4 separate regions of the Mus musculus genome follow, and regions 2, 3 and 4 are each linked to region 1. Evidence: chromatin loops called from intact Hi-C (ENCODE). Cell type or tissue: left cerebral cortex. All regions are shown on one strand. Region 1 holds the start of E330013P04Rik (RIKEN cDNA E330013P04 gene). Region 2 holds the start of Gm33756 (a long non-coding RNA gene). Region 3 overlaps Emx2 (empty spiracles homeobox 2). Region 4 has its middle 4.7 kb from the start of Emx2.

Region 1 (8,000 bases):
TGGGCATGGGCCAGTTGGACAACCCTTGCCGACAATCCTGACAACCTGAATTCTCGTGTGCTGCATTCTGGCCCCTAGACATAAGCCATGCATGACACATGCACCCCAAGCCCCAATGAGTAAATGCATACCTGTAACCCTACCACTGAGAGGCAGACACAGGAAGAGCCCTGGAACTCACTGGCCAGTCAACCTAGATGTAAATGATGGCTGACAAATGATACCTAAGGTTTACGTTTGACCTCCACACACATACACACACTAAAAAATATAGCAAAAAAGAAATAATACTTCATAGTGGTCTGAGGAGAAGTCAGACGGGGAAACCTTGTTCCATAATTAGCCAGCACCAGTGATATAGCTAAGACTCCCACTGCACCTGGCTTCCCTGGTGAGTGTGGCATGGAGAAACAAGATGCAGGCTCTAAACATTTGTTTATGTCCCCTGCTAGGTTTGGGGTTGAACATTCTGATGGGCACAAGGCAGTATAATGTCAGCCCCTTGCCCCTTCCCTTGGTGGCTGACTCTAGAAAGGATGATTGTGCAGTCACTGTTGGGCTCCCAGAGAGGTACTTCCCACTGTGATACCAGACACAGATGCACACCATTGAAAACTCAGTAAGCAACATGAGGGGCAGGTAGGTGGAGGGGGAAGAGCCTTACCTGCAAGAAACAATGCAGAAGCTCTTCTCGGGGTGTGTGTGTGTGTGTGTGTGTAAAACAACTTGTATCGGGGTATTCTTTCTGCTATTAATGTAAGTACCTACTTCATCTCTAGAGGTAACCCTTGCCCTCATTTGCTGCCTATGCCTTACACTACTCACTGCCCCACCCTACCTGCCCTTGGGGGGTTGGAGGTGAGGTGGCACAGAATTAGTGACTCAGACTCTGGATCTGCAGCAAACTCTTATGAACGCTGCTGCTGCTGCTGCTGCTGCTGCTGCTGCTGCTGCTGCTGCTGCAAACTCCTTTAATACTCTCCACCTACACCACCATTGGTCCCAAGAAAACACCTCTTCTAAACAGCAGTTCCCAATTGGCTGGCATTGTCTGCGTCAGCAATCCTTGGTATCTCAGGCAGTCCTCAGTTAGGTCCTCCCGCAGGGGATGCCTTTGAGGCTATGCAGCCCTGGCATTTATGCAGAGGCAGCTGTGCTGTTCCTGCTACACTCAAGAAGAGCATAGCTGGCCCTAGGTACAAGCTAAAATCATGGCAACTATGCTGCCCTCTTCCTAGAAGACATCTAGAACAAAGATGACAAACAACAGAGGAAGGCAAGAAGCCTTGCAAAAACTAGATGACCTCTTAGAGGGTGTGTTTTCTTCATCTCTATTCCTACATCCATTAACCTAGTCAGAGCAAGTCCGTGTTACTTTCAGGAAGACAGCTCTGATGGGCAAGAATTACTCTTGTGTATCCAGGGAAGATAGAAACATGGCACACACTTAATGTTCCTTTTAAAGGTTGGCTGTCAAGGAACCAGTGGATAGAAATTTAAGATTAAACCCTGATGGAATATGTCAACTACATAGTACCCCTAGCTGATTATCCACGCAGTCTGAAAACAACGCCCCTTCCATTCAGAGTTTCTTTTTCAGTTGCTGAAAACTCTGTCCTACCAAGCCCCTACCTTCTAAATATACAGAGTAGCATGCTAAATGGTAAGTTTCAGAAAAGAAGGTATTTCACAAATAACTGGAGCTAAGCAACAGTTAGGGTTTCTTTCTTCCAAAGATGAAGATCAGAATCCCAGACTCTGCTTAATTCACTCCTACACGGGACCTCTGGATTCAGCTCTTCACCCCTGAAGCAGCTCCTGGTCCCGCTTCTCCAAGTCCTTCTATGTATTAATAATGGCTATCCCCTCAGGGGCCTTGTTGCATAGATATCTGAGAGAGAGAGAGAGAGAGAGAGAGAGAGAGAGAGAGAGAGAGAGAGAGAGAAAGAGAGAAAGAGAGAGAGAGAGAGAGAGAGAGAGAGAGAGAGAGATTTGCCTTCCAAGGTAGTTTTTCTGCTCTCTGTTGCTTAAGCAACTGTCTGCTATAGGAATCCCCAAAGCTGCCAGCTCCCCTGGACTCAGGTCCCCAGCAAGGCCACCCCCCTACCCACTTCTCTCCCATCTGCTTATAATTTAATGCTCTGTGTGTTTTAATCATTTCATTAGGCATGTCCTTATTTTGAAATGCAACTAATTCTTCAGTTCAAACAAACAACCAGTGATCTAAAAATGAGAGCAGTCTTTACTCTGGGCTCCAGGTTGCCTCAGAAGAAATATCACACCTACTTTAAGGAGGGTGAAAGAGAAAAGCTGCCCCTAGTTTGTTTGTTTTAAGCCACTGACTTTCTAGTAAACATATTTCAGAGACTTTTGAGTCATCTTCAGAACTTTCAAAATCAACTTGAAGATGTTTTCTTGAGGATTTTCCCCTCTGAATATTTCTATAAGATCTGTTACTATTAATGTTTATCAGAAGGTGGGTTTAGAAGTGTCATAATTTTATATTTGATGACAACAAACACAAAAGAAAAACAAAAACTGCTTCCACTGTAACTTTGTCTCTTTCAGTATTTTCTGTATAGGAGTTTACATTTACTAAGGCAAAGAGAGTTATCCTTGGCTCTAAGAGGGAAAAAAATTATAAGCTAAGTCCTGAGATTATAGGGGGTTTGTTGTTGCAGTTGTGGTTTGGTTTGGTTTTGCTTTGGTTTTTGTCCCTGACATTCATATTTGTTCTACATCAAGAAATGATGAACTGGCAAGATGGCTGGCTCACTGTAAACACACTTGCCACCAAACCTCAGGACATGATGTCAATCCCCAAGACTTACATGGTGGAAAGAGAAGCAGACTCCTTCAAGTTGCCCTCTGACCTTCACAGTAGGACATGAGCTCACACACGTTCAAATAAATAAATAGAAAAAAAAATTTAAATTCAACTACTGAAGTCCCAGAGCTATGTGTAGGTCTAACATATCTTTGACATTCTGTACAATGTGAAATTGATGGTACCGTTTTTGCTGCTGGTACTTTGGGTTTTTTTGTTTGTTTGTTTGTTTTGTTTTTGTTGTTGTTATTTTGGTTTTTATTTTTCTTCCGGGTAATAGAATGTTCTTTTACCATTTAAGAAGCTTAAGTAACATTCCCACCCAGTAGACACTTAGAAAACTTTTGTTGAAGTTCAGTACTAAATAGGTAGATTTAGTTGCTCCTGTCTGTCTCAATTCCCTTTTCTGACTTAATAAAGATTTAAAATGCCACGTTTACAATCTGACCGGGATATTCTGTGGAGGATTCCCCTACAGTCACCAAACAAATCAAGACCATTTAGGTTTCGTGTAAACACTGAGATGGTGATAATAACCTATTAGAAAAGTAGTTTGGGAAGGATTGTTTTCGGACTTTTTTGGTTCGCTGTGAACAGACCTGATCATTTGCGTTGGTGCCTGACACAAGTGGTTCTCATGCGCCATCTAGTGGCTGCTGTGAAACTGTGCTGTGTCACGGGAAACCCTTTCTGAACAAGCCTTACTGTTGCGAATTCCTGTCCCGGTCGTCGGGCAGCCACTGGACACTTGCCCATCTTTCAGCCTTTAAATTGAGAGGAACCACCGAAGAACGCATGCACAGTGTTTCCCAAAAGCCCTGTATCCTTGGGAGCAACCAAGATGTAATCGGTCAGAGAAATGGTTTCTTCCTGGATCCATGTGAGTTAAACTGTTGTGGGACTGGAGACACTCGCGCCTGCAGAGTTGTGGTGACAAGCAAGGTAAGCCGGGTGACTTTTGTAACCCTTTTTCCCAGCAGAGACTACTCCTGTGTGTAGAAACCACGGCCTGGCAGCGACTTCTCTAACTCATAAAACTTGCTCTAACACACGGGGGAAAAAAGCTTCACTTAATCCAGTATCCTGTGTTGATTCCTGCCTGCGACATCTTAATTCTTACCCACGGGCAGGAGGACTGCTCTCGGCTGTGGACAGTGATGTGGATTTCACAATATTCAATAATCAGACTTTTCATGGGGGCTATTCCAGTCAAATATTGATTTAGTCAGAAAGGAGTGATAGAAATACAGCTCTGTAGGTTTATTCTTGTTAAAAGTCCAAAGTAGAGTGCAGACTTTGAGAGTTCTTCTTGCAGAAAGTATTAGCAAAAAGTAATGTCCAGGCAGCCCCAAGTGATACAAGACAGTTAGCTATGAATTTCACAAACATCATTAAATGTGTGTGGATGTAGTGCAGTACTGGAATGAGAGAAGATAACTAAAATTAAGATAAATAGCTTAGGAACTCACAGCCAGGGAAGCCGTAATTCACAAGTTTTCTAAGCTAGTGTTCTTATTGCCTTTAGGAATAGGAAGCATTGCTTCCAAAGCTGGGTTAACCACTCTTGAAAAGCATAAGGTACAAAGTAATTTACTCTCTTATTTCCAAGATTAAAAACCCTACGATAGTATTGTCCTCGCCCTTAATGCTTTCGGAGAAAACACTCATCCTACAGAAATACACATTTGTCTTCGGAACTCTGATCTCTCTCCTGTGCTGGGACTGGGGTTCACAGCATCTCAAACCCTGTTTCTCAGGCCTTATCTAAGGGTTATCTATTTCCATGGAAACACTGATCGACTTGAGACATCTCCAGTGCTCATATTTAGCAAAGTCTGTGAAGAGTGTCGATGTAGGGTATCCGATTATTACTCAAGTGAAGCCCCTGTGTCAAAAAATTCTAAGAATCATTATCTCCTTTTGAATACTGTTTGAAATTTTTGAATCCACTATCTGGAAACTGAAAGAATAAAAAAAATACTGGCTCATAAAAATAAATAAAAACTGTGGGTTTGTGTTTCTACTGTGGCATGCCTGCTAAAATGTCTACCAAGTGAAATTCAAAGATGTCCGCTTTTCTCAATGTTAAATATTCAATTTCCCAAATGTTGTTCCATGTTAAAATTTAAAGGGAGGGCTGGTTGGTTGATGGCTCAGTGGGTAAAATTGAAAGGAATTTTTTTCTAGATTTTTTTTTTTTTGGCAGTACCATGATTCATCAAAAACCTTGTTTGTACCATGAAAAGAAAGAAAACAAAAACTTGCAATATTCTAACATCTGGCCCATGCTATTTTCTAAGCTTTTTCATACATGCTTTATATACATCAAGTCCTATACCATAGCTCAGCTCACGCAAACCCATTTTCCCATAAACCAATAAAACACCTTAAAATACAGATCTGGAACTAAAAATAAATAACATTAATATCCTATTCCGTCACAGGCCAAGTAGGAATGAGCCGTTCTGCTAAAGCTGTCTTTGGTTGCCGGGATGTTCACTCCAGGCCAGAGGAAATCACTCGGTTCTTTCAGACGCCTTAAGTCTCCCTCCTGTCCACGTTAGAGAGATGTTGCTGAGATAACACAAGACAATCTCAGGGAGGTTCTGTGCTCCGGAGAACATAAAGGGAATGCATTGTTTCTCACAGTCTGGCTGGAAGGGTGTAGCACACGGTAAAATTAAGACCTCCTCCTTCATTGTGCAGCACAGTTGGGCTGTTTGATCTCTAAGTCCTTGGGTAATTGGAGTCTACACAGCATGTGGAATCTGGGTCTGAGCATCTCCCCCTCTTGCCCAAAGCCCTGCCTGGGGGCACGGTTCACCCCCTAGCTGGATTCTGCTTATGTTTGGGGTTCTGCTTTGACATAGGCATTGTTTGCAAGCTGGGAAAATGAGAACATGGTGGAGGCTAGAAAAGGAAGATATACCCGTTTGTTATCAGACACACCGAAGTGAATAGGAACCCAAGTTGAGAATGGCAGCTTCCTGCATGTGGGGAGCGCCCTCCCACATTCCACAGCCTCCCAGATACGGCAGGTTTCTGATTCAAGGCCCCCACACGGGTTTGTTTTTCACACCAGATTTCCATGGACTGCACCTGTCTGCTTCAGGTCATTATGACCTTTCTTATCTATGAGCTCTAAGGTGCCAGCGCTTGGTTTATACTTCATTCATTCAACAAATAACCCAGGCTGTGCTAGGTGCTCTGGGAACTACAAGCCCCTGCAATGAGTCACAGCATGCTTCTGTCTTCAACAAGTAGGAGTAACAGATGGACCCAGGTTGCCCAGGGCTTCTTTAAGAAGCACAGGCTGTAAGGAGACTCCACACACAAGCACGATATACCATAAATTAGAAACTTCACCTTTGAGCCAGGCAAGGCTGCTCCGGTTTGCTCACGCTGCCATTTCCTTTCCCGGGAAACCCTGGGTAGATCCAGGTTCCAGGTGCCTGAAGCCTATGCGATATATCTAGAGACCTGTTTTAAGAATCAGAGGACAAGATTATCAGAGCTAAACACAGGGCCACAGAGGGAGGCCTGCAAGGTAAGAGACTTCAGTAGTAAGCTTTGCTAGCTTCTCTGACAAACCCTCTTCAGAGAAAATAACAGTAATTATCAGTGAAAAGCCATTCACTTTCTCGAACACTCATGCTCAGACACAAGTGGGGTCATTCCCTCCCCCCACCCCCACACACATACTTTACAAATTGAATTGCAAAGAGTTTGGGATGCCTGTCTATGGTTGTCCCATAAGATCCTCTTTTTAGCTTCTCTACACCCAAAACAGTGACAAGTTACTGTGCCTGCCCCGGAGAGTAAAATTAGCGAATGACAATGAACTGGCTGGGGTCTCTATACACTCTGGTGTCTTAAAAGTTAAACCCCTAAGTGGCCTTTGACTTAAGTTGAACTCTGTGGACTCAGACTCTAGGTAGGAGGAATCTCAGAAGCACTGTGTGTGTGTGTGTGTGTGTGTGTGTGTGTGTGTGTGTGTGTGTGTGTGTGTGACACATGTCGGGGAGAGGGGTATTTTAGCAAGTGAGTTTCTCCAGTTTACTTTATATACTTTTTGAATAACAACAAGAGTTCTGACCTGTGATCTATAAGGGACATACCTTGTGTCTATATTTCCTCTGCCAGTGGAAAACAATGACTTCTCCCAAATCTTTGGCAAGTCTGTGAGAACCCATTTTCTTTCTTAGGTTCTTAGCACAGTCTTTGGTGTGTCTGCCTCAGATACACTATGAAAGTCCCTTAGGCCACAGCCCTGTATGGAGTTCACCAGACAGGAAAAATAATAGGTCTCATGTGTGTATTTGGTACTAGCTTAGAAACCCTGCTCTGTGGCCTTGGGTGAGGCACTTAACTTCTCTATGCCTCCATTTCTACATCTGTGAAGTGGGTTGATAGAAGAATCTTCTCAAGGGATGTTGTGAGGAACACTGTAAGTGTTAAATAGCATTGCTCCAGTAACTGTGCACTTCTGTGCAGAAATCCCAGATGGGGGCCATTCCAGTGGTCACTTCCCTTCAGAACCAACAGTGAGTTGTTTTCCAAATCCCCATTTCTTCAACTGTCTCTCATTGGAGTGGTCGTATATACTGGGTCTGTCTGTGGGGCACCAGTTTATCCTAGAAATGGCCCATTAAATAGCACTCTCAGGCTTCCCGGCAATTGCTAATTAAAGTGGCATTAACCCTAATGGGCTGGAAAGCGGGATTCTTGTTTCCCACTGTGGTTTCCAAAGGCTGAGCCCTGGCACCCACATGCCCGTTCTGGGCCACTCAGATCACCCATGCATGGACCCACTTTGGAGTGGGGGGGGGTGGAGCACAGAGGCACTAGTGAGGAGAGAGGAGGGGGTCGGGGTGAGAAGCGCCACAACTTCTAAATCTGCCTGTGTGTGGTTCCTGAGGAACAATAGCAGGCAGGCACAAGTGCCCTACCAGTCAGTCACAGGTGCTGATGAGACTTCACCTAATTGCTTCATTATTTTTTACCACTCCACGGAACAGTTTGTATTTACAATCCTGTATATGGTTCTATTACTACCACTTATTGTGACGATTCCAGCAATTCCGAGGAGTCTCCAAGGGCTTGGACAAGTAGAATCTTGTTTTTCTTGATTTCCCCTGAGGGTGGGAGGTGGCAGGGGTGGGGACGGAGAGGA
Region 2 (8,000 bases), 760 kb before region 1:
AGTTGACAGGATGACAGGAGGTGGAGACATGAGGACTGACTCAAGTCTGAAGCCAGTCTGGACTACATGGTGATGAGTTCTAGGCCAGTTTAGGCTACAGAGTGAGACAGTTTCAAAAAGTAAAAAGAAAGAAAGTAAAGAAGAAACATTAGGTAGTGACATCACAATGTATCCTTTTTCTTCTTTCTTCTCTAGACACAGCCAGTATTTTTGGCAGCTCTGCTTCAGTATTCCCATGCAGCGTAAGACTGAAAATCCTTTTGCAAGGTTCAAGAAGCACAAGGAGAGAGACCCCTCTTTAACTATCTCCATTTTTTTTTAGAGATGTAGGATAGCCTAGTGGTCAAAGCTACTGGAGCCAGAGTCTATGGCTTTGGGTCTCCGGTCTGCTATCATCTGGGGAGATTTAGGTCACTTCCTTAACCTCACACCTCTTGTGTACAACACAAAGTGGTATGGCCTCATGCTTTCACAGTAGAATTCTTGCCAAAGCCTGAGTGTGGGAGCTGAAGAGATGGCTCAGTATTTAAGAGTGTTTGTGGCACAGTAATGAGGATTGGAGTTCAGATCCCAGCATCCAGGCAACCACCTTGGGTGTCCCACAAATATGTGTGGGCAGAAATGCATCTCTAGCTCCAAGGGAATCTGCCTGTCTTTTGGCCTCTGTGTACTCCTCTACATACATGCATGTATTCATATAGTCACACTCAGAAAGACTGACACACACACACACACACACACACACACGCACACACACGCACACACACACACACACAAATAGATAAAAATCTCTTAAAAATTCTTAGTGTGGGTGGGTTACAGTACAGTCGGAGTGAAGTTTGCTAAGCAGATGGCATGGAGCCCAGTTCTAGTCAATAGTATGTTGGCCTTGCCTTACAGAGAAGGCAGTTGTATAGGTCACTCACATTGGAGCAAACTGGAAGGCTGACATCTGGAGAACTAATTGTCCACTTGTTCTATGTCACCTTCTGCCCCATTTCCTGGCACCTCAGTGAAGAGGGGTCCCCCATTTTTTTCAGGCATCACTGCATTTGACCCCAGTGTCACCCTTGTCATTGCTCCCACAATATACATAGACACACCCGGAAAATGCATAGTGACCTGTGACAAGGAGCACCCCTAAGGTGTTGTAACCCTGCATATTCCAAATCCAGAGGCTACTAGCCATCTTTGGTCTCCTCAACTCCTTCTAGTCTAATTTTTTCTTGCTTGAAGTCAGGGATGGAATTTCAGGATCGAGAAAGGGCAATACCTGGGATCACCCCGTGTCAGCTACAGAAAGCCAATGAATGTGTAAGGGTGTGTCTATCTCGTCCTTCTGTGAGTTTTTGTTTGTTTGGTTTTGTTGTTGTTGTTTTTTTTTTTTTTTTTTTTTTTTTTTTTAGAACTTTTGTTGAGCAGTTAATCTGTATTTACCAGGGGTGGGAAATGGTTCTGGTGAGTAAATTCCCTTCTGTTTGAACATCAAGATCTGACTTTGGATCCCTAACACTGATGCAAAAGCTGAGTGTAAAGCTGTGTGGTGGTGGCACACATCTTTAATCCCAGTACTCGAGATATAGAGGCTGCCTGATCTGAGTTCAAGGCCAGCCTGGTCTATAGAGCCAGTTCCCAGACAGCCAGGGCCACAAAAAGAAGTCCTGTCTCAAAACAAAACAAAACAACCAACCACCATCACCAACAACAGAAATCTAGGTGTGGTTCCCTAGTGCTGAGGGATCAGAAATAGAAGCCTCACCAAAGCCCAGTGGCTATGTAGTGTGGCTAATCAGTGAGTTCTGGGTTCAGGGAGAGGCTCTTCCTCCAAAAATGATAAGCTGATGAACAATAGCAAAGACATTTGTTATCAACCTCAATATGCATTTGCACACATGTGGGTAGTATTCATATGTGTGTGTGTGCGTTTGCACACGTGCGTGTGTATGTATGTGTATATATACATATATGTGTGTGTGCGTGTGTATGTATCCATGCAGATGTATGCACTATAATACACAGAGACAGACAGACACAGACTACAAGCACACACACACACACACACACATGAACCTGGGTACAGGCATACAACCATTTCCTAAATTCCCTTTACAGTTGGATATCAAACAGACTGGGAGGTAGGGAGGCCTGGGGGTGAGCGGTGAACTTGGAGGGGTGTGTGTGTGTGTGTGTGTGTGTGTGTGTGTGTGTGCATATGTGTGCATGGGTGTGTGGTGAGCATGGAGGCAAATGATAACCCACTTGCAACTGAACACATTTTATCTTGTCTCACCATGAAGTTGGAGTTTTCATGAGGAAACCATGTTGAGGTAGAGAGAGTCTCTCCTTTATGAGAGGCCATGTGACTACTCTTGCATGTGGCTAATTTCTTCTCAATTAACCCAGGATAGTAAAACAACCTGTCATAATCGATTCCAAAATCAGATTTTGGAGAAGGACAGTGTCTGACATTTCATCTTTCTTAGGTCTTCCACTTTATTTTCCCTAAGAGTGGAAGGAAGAAGCAGCCTGTGTATATATGAACATGTTTAAAGAAGTCGAAAACCTAGGCTTTGCAAGGATGGTTTAATAGTAGGAATTTAGGCAAAACTAGTGCACTAGGCACTTTTCTTATGTATGACGGAATATCTGACGGAACAACTTAAAGAGGAAAGGTTTGGCTTCACTCACAGCTTCAGAAGCCTCTGCTCACAGCTTCAGAAGTTTTGGGCAGGGCCGGTGTGGCCAAGGTTATGAAATCAGGAGCATGTGACTGGGGCTCCTTGCATCTTGGTGGCAAGCAAGGAGCAGAGAATGTAGTCCAGGACCAGAAAGAGGTACAGCCCTCAGTGCTCCGTCAACTTGTGAGCTACTTCTGCCAGCATGGACCCATCTCCCAAAGATTCTACAACCTCCCCCAAACAGTGCTACCATCTGAGGATAGAGTGTTCAGACACGCGAGCCTGTGCAGTACATTTCAAGCAACCAGTTGGTATCACAAGACTCTTGTCAACTTTGATCAATTAGTGGTAGAAGACTAGAGTGTTGTGTTGAGAAGGATTCTGTGAGCGAGTACAACATCAGAGAGGAAGAGCTGTAATTGATTAGTGATGTCTGTCACAGCCCTCTGTGTGGAAGGGGAGAGTGGCAAAGGCAACCATTCCTGTATAAATTAGACTAAGTTTTCTCTTCATAGTATTTGATAGTTGTGAAAGAAGTTTTAATGAGAATTTTTTTTTATTTAACCATTCTGCCAACTGGGTAGATGCAGTAGGCCTAATATTTTTTCCCGTTAGTAAACTTGTCTGTTATATGTTTAGAGGTACTATACCAGGCTGTGTGAGACTCCCCAGGGATATGACCATCAGTTTCTTTTCCATTCTTACATACTGCTCCTCATGTGAGAAGTGTTCTAGTCTCTCTTCCCTTCAATATGGTTATTCTTAGTGGCTTGCTTAGCCCACAGGATGCACCTGGCATGATACTCAGGAACTTCCAGAAGGTCTTCGCTGGCTTTCAGTTTCTGCCTACATCTCCTCGAAACCTTTGCATCCTAGGAAACAACCTCTCTGGAGAGATCATATGGAGAAGACTTGAGGCTGAAGGAAGGATGCAGCTGATTCCAGCCATGAATCTCTCCCACTGAGGTCCAGCTATATGAGGAACTGTCCTAGACCTTCCTGCCCAGGTCCTTTGCCAGCTGAAACCCCATGGGTCACTGACAAAAGATGGTGTGAAACATTTTGACTCACACAATCATCAGGAGAAAAACCTGCTGTTGGGAATGACTAAGTTTGGAAGGGTTTGCCATGTAGTAATGTTATGTTAAGTAACCAGAACACTGGGTTTTGGTAGGGTTAACTAAGACCTGCTTTTGATCCATGTAGGTCAACGTCTTTTGGGAGTGATGCACACATGAACCAACAAGCCAAAATGCGGTGAAACCAAACATGCCAGATTTAATGGTGACCCAAAGGGCAGGAGATGTCCCCACCTAATAAGGACAGGGAGGCAAACTAGCAGGGGCGAGTCTGTCTTTTGACTTCAATGACTTGGGGCCCATTATATGGGACATAAAAAAAAAGTCATTTCTTTTTAAAGGAACATTTAAAATAGGAGAGGCGGCAACCTTCACCTCAAGCCTACATTAGATTTGCTCCTTCTGGCCATACCTGATAGGTCTGGTTGTGGATAAGTACTCAAGTTGAGCCAATCAAGTTTTCCTCCAATTGAACTGAGATTTAGAGGCTGTATGCCATTGAGACTGAGTCATGATGGCAGGAGCCTTCTAGTGCTGGGCTTCTCAGCTTTGGACTCTGGCACTGTGGACATTAGGGTTTGTCCATTCTTTATTGGGATGAAAAGAGTGGCCTTGTATGCTTCGAAGAATGTTACTAGCATCTCTAAGGGCTCCACCCAGTGAACACTTGCAGCATCCTACCACAGGGTGTCAGTGTTCCCTGTCTGAGGGTGGGAAATCACCTCTAATTGAGAACTACTCCTCTAGAAAGACAGAATTCCTGGGCAACCCTCTCTTGTCCTCACTGAAAGGCCATAAACTCTTCTATCTGAAAGCTGACCTAGAACCTTCAGTAATCTGAGCCAGTATCTATATCTTGCAACCCAAAGCATCCTAGAGCACATGGTTCTGAAGGTTGGGATGGAGCTGGCTACACAGTTAGGGATAGGAAGTGTTTGTGGAGCAAAACTATGGGTGCAGGAAACAGCACCTCAGAAGCAACCGTGTGGCTAGAGTTTCACACAGAAGGTGGTGGTGGGCTTCAGACTGCAAAGACCAGCCACACCTTGCAGGCCACACTAAAATTGGCAGACCCAGGGGTTGTGCCCCTGGGAAGGAGGACGATGCTTTCCACAGGTCTCTGCTTCATAGATACAAACAAAGATTGGAAGGTGCTTTTTGAATTATGCTGGACCTCAGGTGAGGACAAAGTGGGGCCTTCCACTTTGTCAGTTAGATGACAACTCACCATTGCCCACTGCACTGATGTGAATGTGTGTGTGTGGTCCTTCCAGTCAGACTGTTTCAGGGAACAGGTACATGCTGAAGAGCTCTGCATGCTTGCAAGTAGCCAGTTAGAGACCCTTTTCTCTGCCTTTCAGGCCTGGCTTGAATTCTATTCTACTAAGCTTCTATTCCTACTATTCTTGCTACTGCCCAGAAACAGATTTTTCCCTTTATCTCAAGTTGAAGTTCTGTAGGAGGTGGGCAGATTGGCTCAGATTTTGATATAGGGCAGAGTTTTGGGTCTTGGGCAGATATGAACCCTGTCTTGAGTTCTATATTCATCCCCAGGTGTGTGCGGGACAAAGCATGGTGGATCTTTGAGGAGAAAGGGTCTCGAGAAAAAACTTCCTAGCTGGTTCCACTGGAAATGTTATAGCTGAATGGTGCTGTTGGTGACAATCACAAGCTGGTCATGGACCTTGAAGTCTCAGCCTCCGACCAACTGGCCAAATCCAGTAGCCCTGGACTGGGTGCACCCAGGGGAGGGCACTTCTGAGGAACTGGCTTCCAGAAGCAAGTTCCCTTGGGAAACTCTGCAGGCAGCTTAAACCTCAAGAAAGCTACTCATTAGGATCGTGGGGAGCTGTTAATTGCCCTGTCCAGCCAAGACACAGTGTGGCCGCGCCAGCCTGCTGAACAATAATGAAGTCTGTAGAAGCTGCAGACCCAGCTCGGGCTGCCTAGGATCCCTCCTGCCTTCTCTTCATTCTCTCACCACAGACACTATGCCCCCTGCTGTCCTGCTGCCCAGAGACCCTCACTGCAGCCTTCAAACAGAACCGCTCCCCTAGGGACCCTCTCCCCTTGTCAATCATATTCTCCAAAAGAACAGGCAGGGATGCTGAAGCCCAGCAAAGGCTTGTTTAGCCGCGTTGTCAGTGTCTTCATCTCGAAGTTATGTTTACAAAGGGATAAAGATTAACCGAGAGTGATTACTCGCCCCCTCCTTAGAGAAGTAAGAAAGTTCAAGAAATTCTGTCTTGGGGATAAAGCTGTGCTTTTGGTTGTTATGGCAACAGTCCCGTTTCCCCCACCTCACCCCCACCCCCAACCCCCGTGCCTCGTAGTCCTATACTGAAGCAGGGCGATTGCAGTTTCTAGGCCGTGCAGAGAGGTAGAATGCCCATGTGAAGGGAAAGCGGAAGGTCTATAGTCTAGTTTCAGCTCCGGGACTTACTAACAGTCCTTTGGGTGTGGAAGTGGCAAACTAGTAGGTTCCAGAGACCTTTCTAGAAAGAACATCGCAGGGAAAAATAAAAAGAACCTTCAACCTTTTTGAGAGATTTGGCATGAGAAACCCATTGGCACTTGCCACATCCTGTGGGTGAAGGGGGAGTGGTGGTGAGGTAGTGGGGTGAGGAGGTGGAGGGAATGGGGGGAGGGCGCTTCCCCCCTCCCTTTTTTGAGGAAGTTAGATCAGAGGAAGCTGTCTACAGTTAACCACCAGGGGGCAGCATGTAACCTATACTCAGGCAAGGGTCTGGGATTTACAGTCGGGCGACCCAGAGGTAGAGGTTTTTCAGGGTGGCAGCTGCTGAATTATCAGTGCCAGGATGGAGAGTGCCTGTATGCCCAACTGTAATGTCTTAACTGAGACTGTGCAGGAGGTAGGCTGTCCCGTGGGATAAACACGACTGTGTTAGTACTGTTAACCTCGGTGGCCTTGCCTCGTCTCTCTGCTATCTGTTGAATTTCATGAAACCAGGACTCTCTATTAGATTGTTGGTTAACTACTAACCCACAGTCCGTTCTCTATGACCCCAAGGTTGCCATAGAGATGCTACTTTACATCTGAATCCTGCTCGGTAGGACAAGGTTGAGGAGTTCTCTGAAATCAAACTCAATGGGAATGCCTCAGTCAGCACTGCACCTGCTGCCAAGCTTACCGACATGAGTTCAGTTCCCGGATCCTCACGGTGGGAGAGGAGTAACTAACTGGAGGTGTCCTCTGGCCTCCTGGGATTTCGTGTGGGTAAGCATGTTCACACACACACACACACACACACCTACTAAATAATTTAATATTTTTTCATTTGATTGTTATGAGTGTGGGTGTTTGCCTGAACGCACATCTATGTCAGAGCACAGTGTTCATTGTAGTGCTCATGGAAGACAGAAGAGAGTCTCTGATCACCTGGGACTGGAGTGACAGGTAGTTGTGAGCCTCCATGTGGGTTCTGAGAATCAAACCCAGGCCTTCTAAAAATGTAGTCAGTGTTTTAACCACGAAAACATCTCTCTAGCCCCCTAGGAAATTTGGTTTTTTTTGTTTTCTTTTTAAAAAAGAGGAGATGGTTGTGTGGTGGTGCACACCATACCAGTGCTCTCTGTTTGTGGGTATGCATACACATATGTGTGGGTACCTTTATGCATGCATGCACGTGTGAGGAGACTAGAAATTGTCTTCCTCAATTGCTTGCCTGCCTGCCTGCCTGCCTTCCTTCCTTCCTTCCTTCCTTCCTTCCTTCCTTCCTTCCTTTCCTTCTTTCCTTCTCCTCTTCTTTTTCTCCCCTACTCCCCCTCCTACTTCCCCCTCCTCTTCCTCCTCCTCCTTTTCCTCTTCCTCCTTCTCCTCCTCCTTCTTTTTCTAGACAAGAGCCTTACACTGAAACAGAACCTCCCCGATTTGGCTAGACTAGCTGTTTTAGAAGCTTCACGAATCTTCCTGTCTCTGCCTTCAGTCACTGGGATTACAGTGTGCACCTCCACACCTTTTTTTTTGGGGGGGGTGTTTGTTCTGTTTTTACATCGGAGCTGGGGATACTGACTCAGTGCCTCATGCTTAAGCAGCAAGCACATTACCTGATTTCAAAGTGGGGCTACTTAAAAATGCTTAGTGGTAAAGAGAGTGGTGCATCTCTCTCATCTCCTGTCAAGGCTCTACCTCTGCAGGAGGCAGCTGACTTCCCACGCCATCATCTTCTCACTGCATGGCCTCTCTGATGATACAACCTGGTGCCTGCAGAACATGCCTGTG
Region 3 (8,000 bases), 680 kb before region 1:
CAGGGAAACAAGATGATTGGCGGGTATTCCGCTTATCGAAGTCCATTTAGAAATGATAATGATTTTTTTTTTTGGAAAAAAAAAGGCACAGGACTTTTAATTTTGCACTTCACAGTGTTTCCCCCTCATCTTTAATTAGAAATAACATACAAAATTCCATGTCTAGCCCCATCCTACACCTGTTTCAAAACTTGAATTGCATGTAGCAGTTGTCGGGCGAATGGTGTCTAAAAACTGAATTGTAATTTTATTCCTCTTTTAAAGACAGGTTCTGTGTATTTTTATTTTTTATTTTTTTTCTGAGAAATGTTCAGTCTGTAAAAACACTTTTTTGATACCTTCTATTGTCAAAGTGATTGTGAAAGCTAAACGAAGTAGGCTCGGAGATAGTGGTCCTCTGACAGAGAAATGAGGGAGCAGGACTGGGATGGAGGGCGGGGGAGGGTGCCCCTGAGAAGAATCAGGACTCATGCTAGGGGTAAAAACAACCCACGATAAAAGACCCAAATTAATTCTATTTCTTGGATATTTCCTTTCCTAACATTCTGATACTTTAAATCACCAAGTCAACTTTTCCTTTTAGTGGTTGGAGAGATTGACTGCATCCAGCCACTCATCATAATGGCCATTCAGAACTTTTAAGTCTGTCTATTGCAAAAGTGGAAGGAAGGACTGTATTTAATGGGGTGATGGTGGCGTGGCCAAGGACATGGGAGTTTTCAAGCACTGAGTTTCTCTTCCAAGACCATAGACTTACTAAAGAGGGTTACAAATGCTTCCTTAGTGTCTTCTATACCAGATTGTAAATATTTTTGTGTTTTGTGTTAATTTGTTAGAATTCTAACACACTATATACTTCCAAGAAGTATGTCAATGTCAATATTTTGTCAATAAAGATTTATCAATATGCCCTCAGAGTAGTTGTCTTGGGAAACTGAAGTGGATCTTTACAAAAGTAACTCTTTAATTCGAATGTGGGCCTTCTCCAGCTAGGCTCCAGAGACCCTGACTCCCCGCCCACAAAAGAGCCAGACTGGTGGCTTTTGAGGGCTTGTATTTTAAAGAGATGTGAAGGGAGATGCTTAAGACAGCCAAACTCTTTCAGAAGAGGAAGAGGAGAGAAGCTGTCCAAGCAACTTTGCTGAAGGATTTTAGTTTCAACTCCAGGCTAAAAAACTAAAACAAACAAACAAACAAAACAAAACAAAAAAAAACCCTTCACTTTACTTCTGATTTCCTTTTCTTTGTAAAGTTTAGAACCTAGTTTTGGCCTGGAGAATATTCTTAGAACCCGAGGTCTGGGGCTTCTAACTTCATTTCTGACTTCAAACCCCTTCAGGACAAGTCAGCCTCCTCTTCTCTCTTTTCTTTTCTCCTTTCCTCTCTCTTTCACTCTAATCTGCATAAAGTGAGGGAGATGAACCCAAAGGCCCCCGAAGCCTTATAAGGCAAGCATTCTGAGAGATCTTCCACTCTTAATTTTAACATTAAAGTAAAAGTTGTAACCATTCTCAAAGAAAACTTCGCTCTTTCCCTGTCCTCCCCCTGCCGAGGGTATGAGGTTGTTTTTTGCATGCTTCATTTGCTTCCTATCCCGATAGGCTGCATTAATCAGTTTTATTTCCATTGATAGAGAAACCTCGTCTGTTCTGTTCGAGCTACAAAGCGTCCTGTGAGCTTTTGTGAAAGTGCAAATCAGTTTAAGCAATTATCATACCAGGAATATGAAGGGAAAAGAGGAGGCCTTGCCCAGTGGTCTCCTTTAATCTCTTAATCCACGGATCCAGGGGGGCTGCCTGGACATAATTTAGGACAATCTCCCCCACCCTTTACACTGTGATAAGGCCAAGTTACAATGCAGGGGCAAAAATACAAGCTTTGTTAACATCCTGCCTTGAAAAGTTAAGATTAGACATTCCGTGCACGTGTGGGGACTTTAGGGCACTATGGAATCTTTTCTTTCTGTTTTTCCTCCCCTCCTCTAAAGGAGAATTCATTCTCTGTTTCTCTCCCTCTTATTTTTTTTTTCTTCTTGCCCCTGTATCTCTGTTTATCACCCTTCTCCCCTTGGTCTTGGTCCCTGGGCAGACCTGGCTGCTCATACTTTGAGCTCACAAAGGCCGTTCCTCTGGAGTTTGTATTGTGGGTACCGGTAGTAGAGAGGTTTCAGGAAGATCCGGGCTTGCCTTCCACAGGGACAGGTGCAACTCGGGAATTCCACAAAGATGCGTGGGGCTTGGGCTGCTTCCACAGTGGGATGGTCCATCACTGACTGTTCTCCCTTTTGCTAAGAGCAGGTTACTTTCTTCATGCATCCCACCCTCCCAAACCTGGAATGGTTTGGATATAGAGTAGAGTATAGTCTCCTTACAACTGAGACTGACCCTTTTATTTAAAAAAGTACCATCTTGGAAAAAAGCTTTCTGCAGTAACCATAAACTTAAATTTAAGTACGAGAAAGGGGAGTGGTGAAGAGTTTTTTTTCTAAATGTCCTATGCAGTGTGACAGCAATAAAATCATCAGAGAATACTATTAGCTTTGAGGGGGAAAAAAAAAAAACCTAAAAGCTTTATTACAAACCAAGCTTTGAAAATAGGGGGGATTAGGCGGCTGAAAGGGTCCCACAATGGTAGGAAGAAAAGGTTTCATGCTAATGAGGTTAATGCCCTTTGTATCTCGGGCCTCCACATCTTCATTACGCGCTATCTCCGGCTGCACCGAGCGGCTCAGAGAGCCGCAATCCACTCCAACGCCCCCCTTCCCGGCCCAAAGAAGGATTTGATAGCCGCTCTGTTCAAACTAGATAATTATATCTTTTCAAGTCGGAATTAAGATAAAGAAAGTGAAGCAGAGGCGGCTCGCCTTGATCCACTGCAAACAAATTTGGCGCACTTTCGAGTCCTTCCCCCCGCCTCAAAAAGGCAGGACAGTCAGCTTATTAGCCGCTCGTTTGCTTTATTAATTCATCTATTTAAAGTGGCAGGATTAGAGCGTCTAATGTGGGCGCGGGCTGCCGTGGCGCTGAAGAATATAAATATTTGCGAGATGCCATCCCACGATGCCTATCTGGGCGTAGGGCTGGGTCAGGGTGAGCGGGGGCGCATGTGCTTCGCGTCCAGTCCCCTTTGCTGTGCACTGGAGCTTGGCTGTGGCCAGTGGAAGCTGAGTTCCCACTCGTGTTCCGTAGGTGCCAGGCCTGGATGCTCTGGGCAGGGCTCTCTATGTGCCTAGTGGGCAGGGCTGAGCTTTACTTCCAGAGCACAGCCAACTAACTGCATGCTGGTTGTCCCTTGTCTTGCCTGTGACTTGCAGGCTGTAAATTGACATATTTGCCCCGCCCCACCAGTGTGTCCCCCCCTGTGCCAAAGAATGTTCAGTCATCCCAGGTTTTCAGTTTCCTTTTTCCTAATAGGGTCAAGTGGAAGCGGGCCAGGACTACATTCTCCTGCGATATACACCTGAGCTGAGTATTTCTCCCTTCGAACACATAACTTCCCGAAGCAACTAAAACCATCTGGTTCTGGCAGAAACCTTGGATTTCCGGGAGTCACCGTTCCTAGCTAACATTCTGGATGTGTGGAGTTCCAGCTCCCTGGAACTCTGCTTCTGGCAGCCGAACCGAGCCGGAGCGGGCACGTTGGCCGAGGCCCGGAACCTGCCGGGCCACTTTTGTAATAGGGGCGGATTGTGGCAGCTACAGAGGCAAGCCAGGCCGATCCGACTTGAAAGCCCCCCCCCCCCCCCCCCCCGGCCTGAGCGTGGTTTGGGAAACTTGGGCTCCTCCCCGTCCGGCCTCGAGTCTCAGGAAACAAAGTCCTGGACACACTGGCGGGTTGGGGAGGGATTCTGAAGGTTCGGAGGCTTGGCTCTGTGCCCTGTTCTGTGGTGGTAAGATGGGGGCCAGACTGGGCTGCCCACAAGTGGGCAGTTGTAAGTCAGTATATGGGTCGGTTAGGCTGGAGGTCTGTGATAGTACGTTTGTAATAGGTATGTGTCTCGGTCCACCCTACAGCTGTGTTTGTGGATTATGGAAACTCAGTTGAGCGTTCTCACCTAGGACTCAAGTTTGTTTGTATCCGTGCTGATTGTTTACTTTACGCAAAAGCTGAGGAAGTTAGAGTTCCCTGCATAGATTGTGGCAAGATGTCCAGCTTCCCTCGTGGCTCTGTATTGTTTTGCGTCAGGACAAGAACTTGCAGTCATAGGGCTGAGAATGAAGCGCCTAATAAGGTGTGAACATACAGCTTATTAGATTTGTGCACCAGGTCTGGTTGTATAAGATATCTGTGGATATCGTTTGTTTGCGTTTTAGAGGATGGTATGGTGTTTGTGATTTGTGGGGACTCTTCTTCCTGTTTGGGTTGGGGGGAATTCCCTTAATGAACATCCATGTCCAGCATTTAATGTTGCATTTTTGTATCTTGGGGTCTACGCATGAGAAGAGTGGAGGCTTGTGTTGGGGTGTTATTCTCGAAGTGCACCACCAGCTTCTGGAGTTCGGTAAACAACAGACAGTTTTTGTAACTGCGCATCTTTTTCTAGGCCGAACTCTATTATTTCTGCAATCAGCACTTGATTTATTTGAGTGCTGCCTCGGAGCAGCCGCGGGCGAGGTCGAGGATTGCCTTATAGTACTAGGCCACCACGCCGGGATGCGGAGCCCGGAAACAGTCTGTGCCTTAGCCTCCTGATTTATTTTCCCCAACCAGCCCCGTAGCGAGGGGGAAGTTGGAGTTTTGAGAACCCTCTGACCCCAGCCGTGACCCGGCTCCGGGAGGCAACTTCTCCAGGCGCGATCCTGTGCGCCAGGAAACCCGAAGCAGTGCCACGCTTGAAAGCGAAAGGTCCATTCATCAGCCGCGCCCCAGCCTCTAATTGGCCTTTTGTTCATTAGAGCCTGTTGCCCAGCAGGGGAGCTTGGGAGGGCCCGAGGCTGCAAGTCGGGGTGCCTGCTGCAGGCTGGGGACCGGTGCCTGTGCCCGGGGCTGAGGTCTCTATAAGGGCAAAAGCCAACGCGCTCCTCTGAGGGGGCGCCAGAGCGCGCCAAAGATCACAACCACGTGCAAAAATGCGCTCCTGGAGGCTAGTCCCCAAGAGTCAGGGCCTAGTCCTGTGGCCATGGCCCCCTTTTGTTCCTTCCTGGTTCCCCTGCAGACCAAGCTGCCCTCTCACACCCTAGAGGCCTCAGACCTGCTGCCCAGCCTCTCCCAAGTTTCTAACCCAGCTGCAGCTGGTGGGACTGGGAAGGGCTCACATCCTGCCTTTCTTTATGCTTACAGTTCCTTCTCCCTGGCTTGCCACTCACCCCAGAGACTTTGCACTCCTTTTCTAGGTGCCAGCTCACACTGTCCGGTCATGGAGCCCGCATCCTACTTTACTGAAAGGCTAACTGGAGAGAAATTTTGGCACAGATGACCAAGGTGGGGATGGTCCCACACCCCAGGGAGGGGGAGGAAAAGGAGACCTTTGTCATCCCAAATTCCTTATCCATCTCCAAGTCAACCCACCTAGATCCATCCCACGCTTAATTTCCAAACCAAACCTGAGCTTTTCTACCCCCTGACATCTCCTCCCCCGCGCCCCTCCCCCAACTCCACCTTTACTGTCGCTTTGCATACTCATCAGAGGAGCCCTAGAGACAGTATGGGGCTTCTCAGAATACACCCAAGGACCAAGACGCACCTGAGGGGCCCCAGCAGTGCCTAGGCAGGGGATTGGGGTCGCTTTTGGAAATTGAGCCAGAAGGACCAGCTTTGCCTTGCTGTGGACTGGTTGTCAGCAATCTCCCAGATCGTGGCGACTGAACCTATATATAGGACTTTGGGCGGCTCCTGGCCTCAGCTACCTCCAGGTCCTATATATAGCTTGGGTCTCCATAGCCCCGACTGGACCCTGACGTCAGGAAGAACTTGATCTTGCTTGCTTCACTCCTGCTTCTGAAACTGATCCTTGAAATGAGAGAACAGACTCTACACAATTCCCATGGCCTTGACATAAGGTACAGCGATAAATATACACCACTAATGAGCAATTACCATATAATCACCTTCCAATTAGCTCGCATAATGATGAATTAAACATTCTAGCAGGCGGGATTAGGTTTCTTACTTTGTATATTATTTACGAAGGCTATAGCATCTGCAAAGAACCAAATATCAAATTAGATGGGGAATTTTCACTTGGGGGTAATTAAGTATTCAGGCCAACGGCTGTGTTCTGGTCACTAGTGCATCAAGTGAGGCCTCGTGCAGGATACTGACCAGTTCCTTGGCCATTTATTTGTGCTCTCTCTCTCTCTCTCTCTCTCTCTCTCTCTCTCTCTCTCTCTCTCTCTCTCTCTCTCTCTCTTCCTGTGTCTCTCTGTCTGTATGTGTCTCTCTGTCTCTGTGTCTGTCTTTGTCTCTCTGTCGCTCTGTCTGCTGTCTCTCTCCGTCTCTGTCTCTCTCTCCGTCTCTGTCTCTCCCTCTCTCTCTGTTGTAATTGCTTTTCCTCTCCCCCTTTACCACCCTGGCCCCTGGGGTGGGAGACTACATGACTGGGGATGCCAAGGCCAGGGACCAGGGATGGGACCTCAGCCTAAAGGTGGAAGGTAACTCACAGTCGCAACCAGCGACTGTCCCCCGGGCCCTGTGCACTCTGGTCCCTTATTCTGTTTCTCTGCAGCCCAGGACGGACGCCCCGGGGGGCCTCTCTGATCTGTGGGAGCTATTTGAGAACAAACGCCGCCAGCCACCGCTGCTGCTGCTGCTGCTGCAGAGTGCAGGCCCTTATGGCTGCTCCATACGGAGGAGAGGGGCTTCCCTCAGCGCCCCGGCCTTGCTAGGGTCCCTTAAGGGCACTCCTTTCAACTTGTACTCGCTGTTCCCACCCAGGTATGGGGAGGGAAAGCCGGGTGGGAATAAGGAAAGAAACAACAAACTTCGCCCCGCCCGCAGCCACCTCTCCTGTTCGGAAATGAATTTGGGCAAGAGATTACTTCCTAATCTGATCTAGCTCTGCTGACATTTGGGAAGAAGATGAAAATGGCAGCTCAATTTCATTGTGAAACGGGGTCACTTCGCGGGGCTCTACTCCCTAGAGAACGTGGATGCCCCTCCTCCTTCCCAAACCAGAGGAAGAGGAAGAGGCAGCAGAGGAGCTGGAGGGGTCAGCAAGCTGCTGGATTGGTGGTCTCCGGTTCAATGGTGGGGTATTAGTAGGCAGCCAGCCTGGGTCAGCTTCCTCTGTGCATCATCGCCTGCCTGCAGGGCTCCTGTTTGTGCAGGGTGGAGAGCTGAGGGCTTTCCCTCTGGACTAAACCGGAGAGCCTCTTTCTTACAGGGGTGCCATGGGAGGCGAGGAAGTTTTGCCTTCCCCTGGAAAGTCATTAAAGTCATTGTCCCCAGGGCCTTTATCTTGCTTCTCCTGTGCTTTCAGGGTAAGTAGCCATACTTGGAAGGGATGGCTCCTGTGATAGCTCCCCTCCCCAATTGACTCCTGGAGCTGCAGGGTCCTAAGAGGTAGGGGCTAGGGCTTCCCTCATCAGAGCTTCCCTTCACTCACTGCAGACCTGTTCTTGATCATCCCGCAGGCCCCACATTGTCTATCCTCTGCCCTCAACCCTGATTACCCAGAAGTAGTCTCATGCCACACCAAGCAAGAGGGAGCTGATGGAGTGTGTTGCTTGAGGACTTGTTTGTTCCTTAAATGCTGTGCTCAAGGAAGGACTCTTAAAGGTCTAGGTGCTTCTGAGGAACTCCCGTGGGGTGCCCATCCTGGGATGATGACATCATCTTTAGTGCAGGTCAAGGGAGAGTAGAGAATCTATGCTCCATGGAACACTGAAGATGTGGGACACATGCCACATGTCTAGGCATGTAGATGGTTCTGGAGGAAAGGGTTCATGTTGCCTGTATGATGTCTGTGTGCAGCTTAGGAACAGGTACCTTTTCTTGTGGGTGGGTGATTGCCTGGTAACCTATTAAGTGACTGGATTTCAGTGAAGTACTTTGCCCCTGTC
Region 4 (8,000 bases), 690 kb before region 1:
CTCCCACAGCTTGGAGCCCATGGCTTGTTGCCTGGAGCCCAGAATCTGAGGTGAGCCCCTCCTCTGTTCTCCCAGATGCATCAGCGGAGCACATACTTCACTCTTCTAAGTAATTTTTAATTCATGACATAATTTTGTGGAATAGCCATCCTTAGAAACAAACCAGTTCCTATAGTCTCCTCGAGTAGAGGAGGCTACCCCAGGGAAGGAATATTTGGGAGACCAGAGGGACCTGGTTGTTCCTTATTGCCAGATCCGCTTCCTGGAAATATAATTCGATCCAAAGGTATCTTATAGCGGGTTTCAAAGAGGTTTCAATTAAGACTTCGTAAAGTTAGATAAAAACACCAAATACACGCTTACAGGGAGATTAAAAGGAGATTATAGGGAGTTAAAGATTAAATATATACCATTGTTCTGGTATATATTTGCACACACACACAAATACATAAAGCATGCAAATACGTACCAGAACAATGTATAGTGCATATAATTTATATAATAACTATTAATTAATGTGACTATAAATTAACATAAGATGTCATAAATTAAACACTTGGTGAAAATCAATACATATTATGTAGTAAACAGTATCTAATGCAAACAAAATAAGTTGTAGATCCGGTGTGTGAAACACAATTACCACTTCTGAAATACACAAGATGTGTTGAAGTTTTTTGTTTGTAGCCGTGAGAGGCAGCTACCCTGGTGTACGTCCCTCTGTGCATGCTGCACCCCAACCTGTCACCTAGCCTAGCCCCCAGAGCCCACCCTGCCTTCAATGTGGATAAAAAAACCAACCTCCCCCATCCCCTGATCAGATTCTTGTTGGAAAAACCTTAGTGCAGTTCTTCTTACAAGGATCCGAATCTAACTTGGGGGGAGGGGAGGGCACACATTTCATAAATGACCCGGGAGGGCACACTCAACATGGTCACTGTAAGCCCGTTTGGTCCCTAGAGCGTAATGCTAGAGTTCTTTTTCAAACACGAAAAGCAGTTTAACTTGCTGTTTACCAACGAAGGCATTTACAGCCAATTTAAACTTTGAAATGAATCTTCATTTGCAAGGTCTGAACGCTGGAGAGGCCCTTCAGCGCGATGGTTGGGAAGGCAGTTTCAAGATTGATGACGGGTTGAAAAAGATTCAAAGCAAAACAAAACGCACAGGAAACAAAAATTGTATTAAGGACGCTTTCAGGAGTTAAGCGGTTTATTGCTGCATAATAGCAGTATAATGCTGCATGCATTTACTCTTCCCAGGAAGAGGAAAGTAGAAAAATACTTCCACGGAAAGTTACCCGAAAGGCCCCCTTTTGAAAGAAGGAAACACCATCTGATGAAGCCTGCGAATTACTAAAGACTGCGAATTACTTTTCTCCGGAGTCACCCAGGTCTGGAACCTGGACATCAGTTGAAAGCTGGGTGGTGCGTTAAGCAAAACCTCTTTTCTGTTTTCGATGGGAACACCAGCTCGCCTGAGCTGGTGTAGGGCAGGGAGATCATGGTACGCAGCCTGGTTATGGAGACCGAGGCTCAACGCGCTGCGGACAGCGACCGGCAGCGCCCCGGCAGGGAGAGCGAGGAGCGTTTATTTGCAATCACTTTAACTCTTGGTGGCTGGTTCTCTTCCAGCGCCCTGTGGCGGGCGGAGTGTTAGACAAGCCCCGTAGTCTGTAGCTCTCACCTCAGAGTCAATATTATCTCAGATGGGCACAATAGACTGGAATGAAAAGCTAATATTGAACCAATGTGGTCCCTGCTCGCGCCGCCGCGATGCCACCCTTTGTTGCGCAGCCCCGGGCGCAGAGCTGCTGTCGGCCCAGCTAAGCTGAGGGCTGTGGCGGTCGGGGCCTTCTTTGGCGCTGGGGGCGGGTGTGTGTATTCACTGTGGGCTAGAGAGACCCTGGCGGGTTGCAGCTGCTGCAGCACCCTGGGAGACTCCTCAGCACCCTCGCCCTGGCCAACTCTCTTCCAACTTCCAGGGGTCGGTTGTGAAGACCAGCTCCTAGTGGGAGGAGAGCTGCACCGAGCTTCTCTGCGCTGTGACAACCGGGTGTTGCAAACAGGAAAGCCAGGCCTAGTAAGTTCAGCTTGTGTGTGCCAGGGCCCCTGACCGATGTGAGTATGCCACTGCCACGGGGCATGGGCAACTGGGGCACCACAGCTAAAATCATAAGCACTAGAACGAAGCATAAGGCTACCTGTTTCAAAGTCTAGAGCTGTTGGTAAGGTGTAGATACTGGAGGGAGTGTTTTCTGGGTGTGAATATTCCTCTTGGGGCATCATAGAATCTCCCAGATTTGCTATCCCAACACAGTTGGCAAAAGTAAAGAGCTAAGAAAGCCCCAACCACTTTCCTTTCTGCCTTGTTGCATCCGGATGTTCTTTTGCCCACTAGAGGATGTTTCAAGACCCCTTTGAATCTCTAACGGGAAAGACACGGGGGAGCCACACAGATAAAAGGGCTTCCTCCTGAGCTCTGAGAAAGCTCTCACTCACATCCTTGACTCCTAACTCCCAGGCTTTGCTAGCTCAGGGTTGGGAATGTGGCTTTCAGGACAGTTGGTGCAAACCATCAAGCGCTAGGATTACAAGAAGCAAGATGCATGAATAGGCCCTGTGGCTTGGGTCAGTTTGGGTGACCCATCTGAGGGTGGGGACTCTTTGCTGACCTTTTGTGTTGGCTGGAGTGTGATCTCTGGAGGCTGGGTGAGAAGTAGCTTGGGCTGTCCAGGGTTCCTCATGATCTAATCACTGCAAAGTGGCACAGTGTACAACTTCTCTGACCTTCAGCCTTCTCACCTGGAAAATGGGCATCTTACCATTCGCCACACTTTGAAAAGTTCGCTGACTCGTGGGTGTGAAAGGACCTGCTTAAAGCCAAGTTCCACACAGGACAGGAGCTAATAGTGTTTCCCAAGTCTTCCTGGCATCCTCCCCAGCTTTCAAGGAGAGTCCAAAAGAAAAAGCCTGGCATTTCTCTTTTTCCTCAGATGGCTTTACCCCTTCCTTTCTAGGTCCAGTTCTTTACCCTAGAAAAGTATGGAATTCCAGAAAGGAGAGGCGACTGCTCAGAATAGCATTCTAGAGGGCATTCTGTTGTCTATTACATCTAGCAATCCTTTATTTTCCAGGTGGAGATCCATTCTCCTCTGTGGGGTTCTGGTCAAAAGCAGTTGGGGACAAAGCTACTAGAGAGCCCAGGAAAGTGCCTGAAAACCCCCCTCCATCCCCTCCACATCCTGGACCTATGTGTGTCTTGGAAGGGCAGCTTTGGGATGACTGGAGGGGGTGGGGACAGAGCTATTTCATTTCCTTCTGGAAAGTCACCTGGGCAAGCCTGTCCATGGTCCCTGGCTCCTGCATCCTTGTGTGTGAGAACATCTGTTTTCCCTGCCTTGTTTAGCCATAATCTCTTATTTGAAGGCAGCTGATGGAGAAAGAAACGATGACATCCCTCCCCCTTTGATTATTTCTTTGCTTTCAATGATGAATCACCAGAGCTGTGTGTGCTGAGGATTGACGAGATTCAATGATGGCATTAAAGCCCTATGCCCCTGGTGTGTCTCCCAGAGTAGTGTGGCATTCTGGACTGAAACGTTGGCTTCCAGAAATCCAGAAACTCACAGGCAATGCATCTTTCCTGCAAGTCACTCGGCGCAGCAGAAGCCATGATCCGGGAGAGATGCTCTCTCCAGAGTTCGTACCACCCCCTAAGTCTGTCCTTTGAGCAGTAAGGCTGACAGTAATGCTCAAGCCCTCTTCATACCATCCAGGCTTCCATCAATTCTATGCGGATTCTACTGCTTCACCTCAAGAGAAGAGCTCGGTTGCTCCGTGAAAGATGAAGTCCGTGAGTGTCTGGTGGCAGGACATGTCACCATAGCCCCAACGCTGCCCCTTAGTCTTGTGGATTTGCATTTAGTGAGATACTCTTCACCTGCACAATAATCAAGGACCCACCCCCGTTCTTCCCCGTCGCAAGGGGGCATACATCTAGGAGAGCTGAACCTGGCAACCCAAGTTCTTCCCGACCCCATTCAGTCAGGGTCACTACAAGTCCATTCCTTTAAGTCACAGTGATTAAGCAACGATATCCGGGTACTTAGTCATGGAGCTGTGTTCGCCTTGCGCAGTAACTAGCTATCTCCCTTGCCTAGATAGTCCCCGTCACCACGTCCTTGTTAGAGTGTATCCTATCCATTCCTCCTTGCTCCCTTTAGAAGAAAGCCTGGCTCCCAGAGAAGGGGAAATTCCAGTGAGGGTGAATTGAGTTGAAGCCGATGGGGACAGGTGGGAAGCAAGGTCAAGTCCCATGAACCTCCTCAGAGGTTCTCCTCTGGTTCAGACTGAGATTGGTGGCAGTGGTCTGCAACCCCTTGCACTCTCAGGGAGCTCAGAGGGCATCGCGCCTTCTCGAATCCCTCGCCACTAGGCGCCGCTGCACACACGCGGATCGCGGCCCTGGGCATCCCTGCCTACTCCGCGAGAGAACTCTGGGGACAACGCCAGAAAGGGATTTACCGTGATAATTTTAAAAAATGTTTTTAAGGTCTTAATTCTCTTTTTTCGTTTTCCCACAGCCGCTGTAGCTTTCAGAGGCCGGGGAGACTGGGATCACAATTACAGAGTTGGAGAAACTTCGCAGCCAGAGCTAGAGTGGGCCTTCTCAGGACATCTGACACAAGCCTGAGGGCCACTGGTGGTATACAGTGAGGTTCACTACTCTGGGACACTACAGGGTCCAAACACCAGCCTAGCAATGACGAAAATGTACAGAACACTAAAAATGAGCTAAGCTCACCCAACCTCAACAACTTCTAACACATTTATTCAGACATTTGTGATACACATCTAGTTGTCCCAGGAAGTTCTATCCGTTAGAGTTGCTTGATGCTATCCACCCACCCAAGATAGCTCTGGGGCCTAGCAACCCCACAAGCAGAGTTGAGGGCACTGCTTCTCTGTAAACAGAGGCTTTGCAGGATACTCAAAGCCCATGGTTATCACAGATCCTCAGAGATCACTACCCTTTGATACCTGTAGAGATTCAAGAATCCAGCACCTCCTACGGGAAGCACAGAGGAACACGGCAGGCAGGGGTGAGGTTACTGTGGATGCCTTTTTACAGCATTATTGTTCGGTCTGTGATGCCCTGGCTGGAGGCACATAATAACAGCAACATCCACGAGAGGAGCTGGCTTTTATTAAGGTTCCATATGTGCTAGACACTGTCTGAACAGTTTGCTTTGCCAATCTCTTGCAACAATCCCAAATGCTATTTATTGTATTATTGTTTATTCCCATTTGGAGGAAGAGGAAAAAGAATCAAAGAGGATAGCTTAGCTTGCCCAAGGTCACACAGTAAAGCTACCAATGTACTGGGGGTGGGGTAGTTTTATTAGGTATAACTACAAATAGTAAAATTCACACTTCGTACTGTACAGCTTTGAAAACGGGGTCTGTAATTACCTTTACTCCACTAAATAACTGTTTGATCATACGGCCATACAGAAACTCAATGGCCACTGCTCCTGTCTGCTTTCTAGACTGTACGGGCTGCATTTTTACATATGACAAAATGAGGTCAGGAGAGACTGAGGTGTTGACGCTGGTCTTTCAGTAAGAGACAAATGCATTATTAGAACATTCACATGTGTCTTCTAGTCCTCTGCAAAAACCATGGTGCCCAATCCCCCAGTGACTTGGAGTGCACACTGGGCAAAGAGAATCAGCCCAGCTGTGTGTACAGGTACTTAACCAAACAGTGGCTTCTTGGGTCCTTAAGGAACCTAGGACTAGAATTCTGCTAGGCCATCTATGAGCTCTGGGTCTCAAGCTGGACTTGAATGCCCGGAGCCCTGGTGCGCCTCTGCTGGTCAGTGTGGTTAATAAGTTACTCTCTAGTTAATTCCTCTACACGCTGAGGAGACCAGATTCTTCCGGGGCACCTCTGGGCTGGGAGCATGAATTAGCATAGATTATTTGGCATCTATGGCTTCTGCACCCAGCCTGACTCACCGGAAACCCGCTTTTCTTCTTCAGTGGAGGTTGAGCGAGAAGGGGCAGAGCCTCCTTGGGTTCATGTACTTGACTGCCAAATGCTCCTGCTGCTCTTGAGCACTGGCTACCTGCAGGGCACCCAGAGACCACCTCGGGTCGGCAATCTAATGGTAGAAGGGAACTTTGCAAGAGGCTGGTGGCTTGCTGAGGATCATGAAACTGGTGATATGCCCCTGCCTCATGCAAGAGACTGGAGGCCCTTGTCTGAAGCTAGGTGCTCATTCCCTCAAGACATTTCCCCAGTACACCCTGGTACAGAGAGGTGAGGGATCAAGTAAGTCCCACCAACATATGGGAGTTTCAATCAAATCTTCCAAACAGGTCTGGATTCCTTGCCGCTCAAAGTCAATGGCTGTGATACCCACAGCCAAGCGTACTAATGCTAATGATGCTAATGCTGGGGGAGGTATTTGGTTCTGAGTGAAGAGTTTAGTGGTCCTAATTTGTAGTCACAGCATTGCAGACCCATTCAAGACAAGACTCACCTTCTCACCCTCCTCCAGAGTATCTGCAGTGTGACCAAGTGGAAGCGTTTGTTTCTAGCGTTTGTTTCTAGAAGCCCTAGCTCCTCTGAATCTTGCTTGACTAGGCATGGCCCAAGACTTCCGCCCTTCTTTGGGCTCCAGTCTTCAGAGGCACAGCCTCTATTTCCACAACCCAGATGAAACTAGGGAGAGATTTCTCAGCTATATTTGGGGTCTGGTTCAGGAATGAGGAGAATGTGGCCTCAAATGCATACCCTTTTTTATAGGGCTGAATCTAATGCCCATAATCTCTGAACTTGCCCCCAAAAAGGGACAAAGAAAGAAGGCCATCTAGAATAGAAGGTGAAATGATCTGAAGTCTAAGGCAAGGGCAGATTTATACCACGAGGAGAGCAAAGCTGAGGTGGAAACACTTTTCTCAACTCCCATTCTACCTAGGGGCTCCCTTGAGCTTCTGCCTTCTCACATGAACGCTATACAAGAAACGCACACAACCTGAACAGCAGTAGAGGAAAAACAAAACAACAACAAAAAAATCAAAACAAAAAAAAAACCCCAAGAAACCAAACAGGAGACCTCTCCTTATTATTATTATTGCCGGGACTACCTGGAGCGTCCTAAGACCCAGACCCTTGGTGGAATCAGGTGGCTTTCATAGTCCCTCTAGAGGACTTCACGTCTGTCTTCTCCAGATCTGCTTCTCCCGGGTCTCAGGCAACCTAGCCACCAAGCACAGATATTTTATCCCTCTTAGGATAAATGGCTTCGACCTGGGAGTAACAGATTTAAAGGACGCCAGAAAAAAATTATCATTAATTGTAAAATACCTGCTGGTACTTCACTTTAGAAGAATGTAATTGGCAAAGGGTGTGTGTGTGGGGGGGGGGAGGCGGCTGATGAATAGATAATAGATCTTTAACCACCAATAAACAGAGAGCAGCGCCAGCAGGCTGGGGGGATGTGATCATAATTATGCCTCAGCGTGAGCCAATGGGGACGAGAGAAGTCGGCCCTAAAATCATCCCAAAACCGAAGGCAAGCTCGAAAATGCGGACAGGGCCTAGGACCGGAGACACAATCCTAAGTGCCAGGTTGCGAAACCTGGATTTGTAGAGCAACCCAGCCCTGGGACAACAGATGTCAGAATAAAAATAGGTACAGTAATAATAGCAATAATGGGAACAGTGTCAACGCCACTAAGGACAATGGAACGATAACACAGTCATAACTTCAGCTTCTGACCTAGGACCCAAGACTCCTTTCCCAAATAACCCCACATTTCCCAGAAAGAGCTGTTTTGGGGACAGAAGTGACCACCCTCCAGAAAGGATAAGCAGAAACTCTTGGGTGCAAGCTGGAAGTCCACTGCCACGGTACAGGCGCAGCTGGCCCCTCAGGTTTGAACTTAAAAAAACGAACCAGCCGGGTCAAAGACTGCAAACGCGTGGAC

What was found. A loop is a pair of places that touch in the nucleus more often than their neighbours do. Peaks named below come from ENCODE experiments on the same cell type or tissue, not always from the same donor. Only the 100,000 strongest peaks of a DNase experiment are listed, where the experiment ranks them.
Region 2: it touches region 1 in a loop (2.9-fold over the local background); 3 of 42 quality-filtered maps call a loop at or near these places.
Region 3: a loop joins it to region 1, with 5 times the contacts of the local background. A loop is called at or near these places in 31 of 42 quality-filtered maps.
Region 4: a loop joins it to region 1, with 8 times the contacts of the local background. A loop is called at or near these places in 33 of 42 quality-filtered maps.

Annotation. Positions count from the first base shown.
Region 1 is chr19:60,141,067-60,149,066 of GRCm38, forward strand. E330013P04Rik (RIKEN cDNA E330013P04 gene) reads left to right here and starts at 3,609. Exons shown (of 5, transcript NR_026942.1): 1 at 3,609-3,769. In left cerebral cortex, a CTCF peak has its summit at 3,482 (motif pointing left); DNase peaks (open chromatin) are centred at 3,475 and 6,087; H3K4me3 peaks cover 342 bases.
Region 2 is chr19:59,382,931-59,390,930 of GRCm38, forward strand. Gm33756 (a long non-coding RNA gene) reads left to right here and starts at 6,531. Exons shown (of 4, transcript XR_386849.3): 1 at 6,531-6,630; 2 at 6,789-6,995. In left cerebral cortex, CTCF peaks have their summits at 4,439 and 6,473 (motif pointing right); DNase peaks (open chromatin) are centred at 4,443, 5,610 and 6,461.
Region 3 is chr19:59,464,443-59,472,442 of GRCm38, forward strand. It overlaps Emx2 (empty spiracles homeobox 2), which reads left to right. Exons shown (of 3, transcript NM_010132.2): 3 at 1-915. Among named protein-coding and RNA genes, the nearest start is that of Emx2, 9.8 kb to the left of the region's middle. In left cerebral cortex, a CTCF peak has its summit at 4,912; DNase peaks (open chromatin) are centred at 3,428 and 3,645.
Region 4 is chr19:59,449,952-59,457,951 of GRCm38, forward strand. It overlaps Emx2os. Among named protein-coding and RNA genes, the nearest start is that of Emx2, 4.7 kb to the right of the region's middle. In left cerebral cortex, CTCF peaks have their summits at 4,432 and 5,866; DNase peaks (open chromatin) are centred at 4,448, 5,977 and 7,573; H3K4me3 peaks cover 802 bases; H3K27ac peaks cover 427 bases.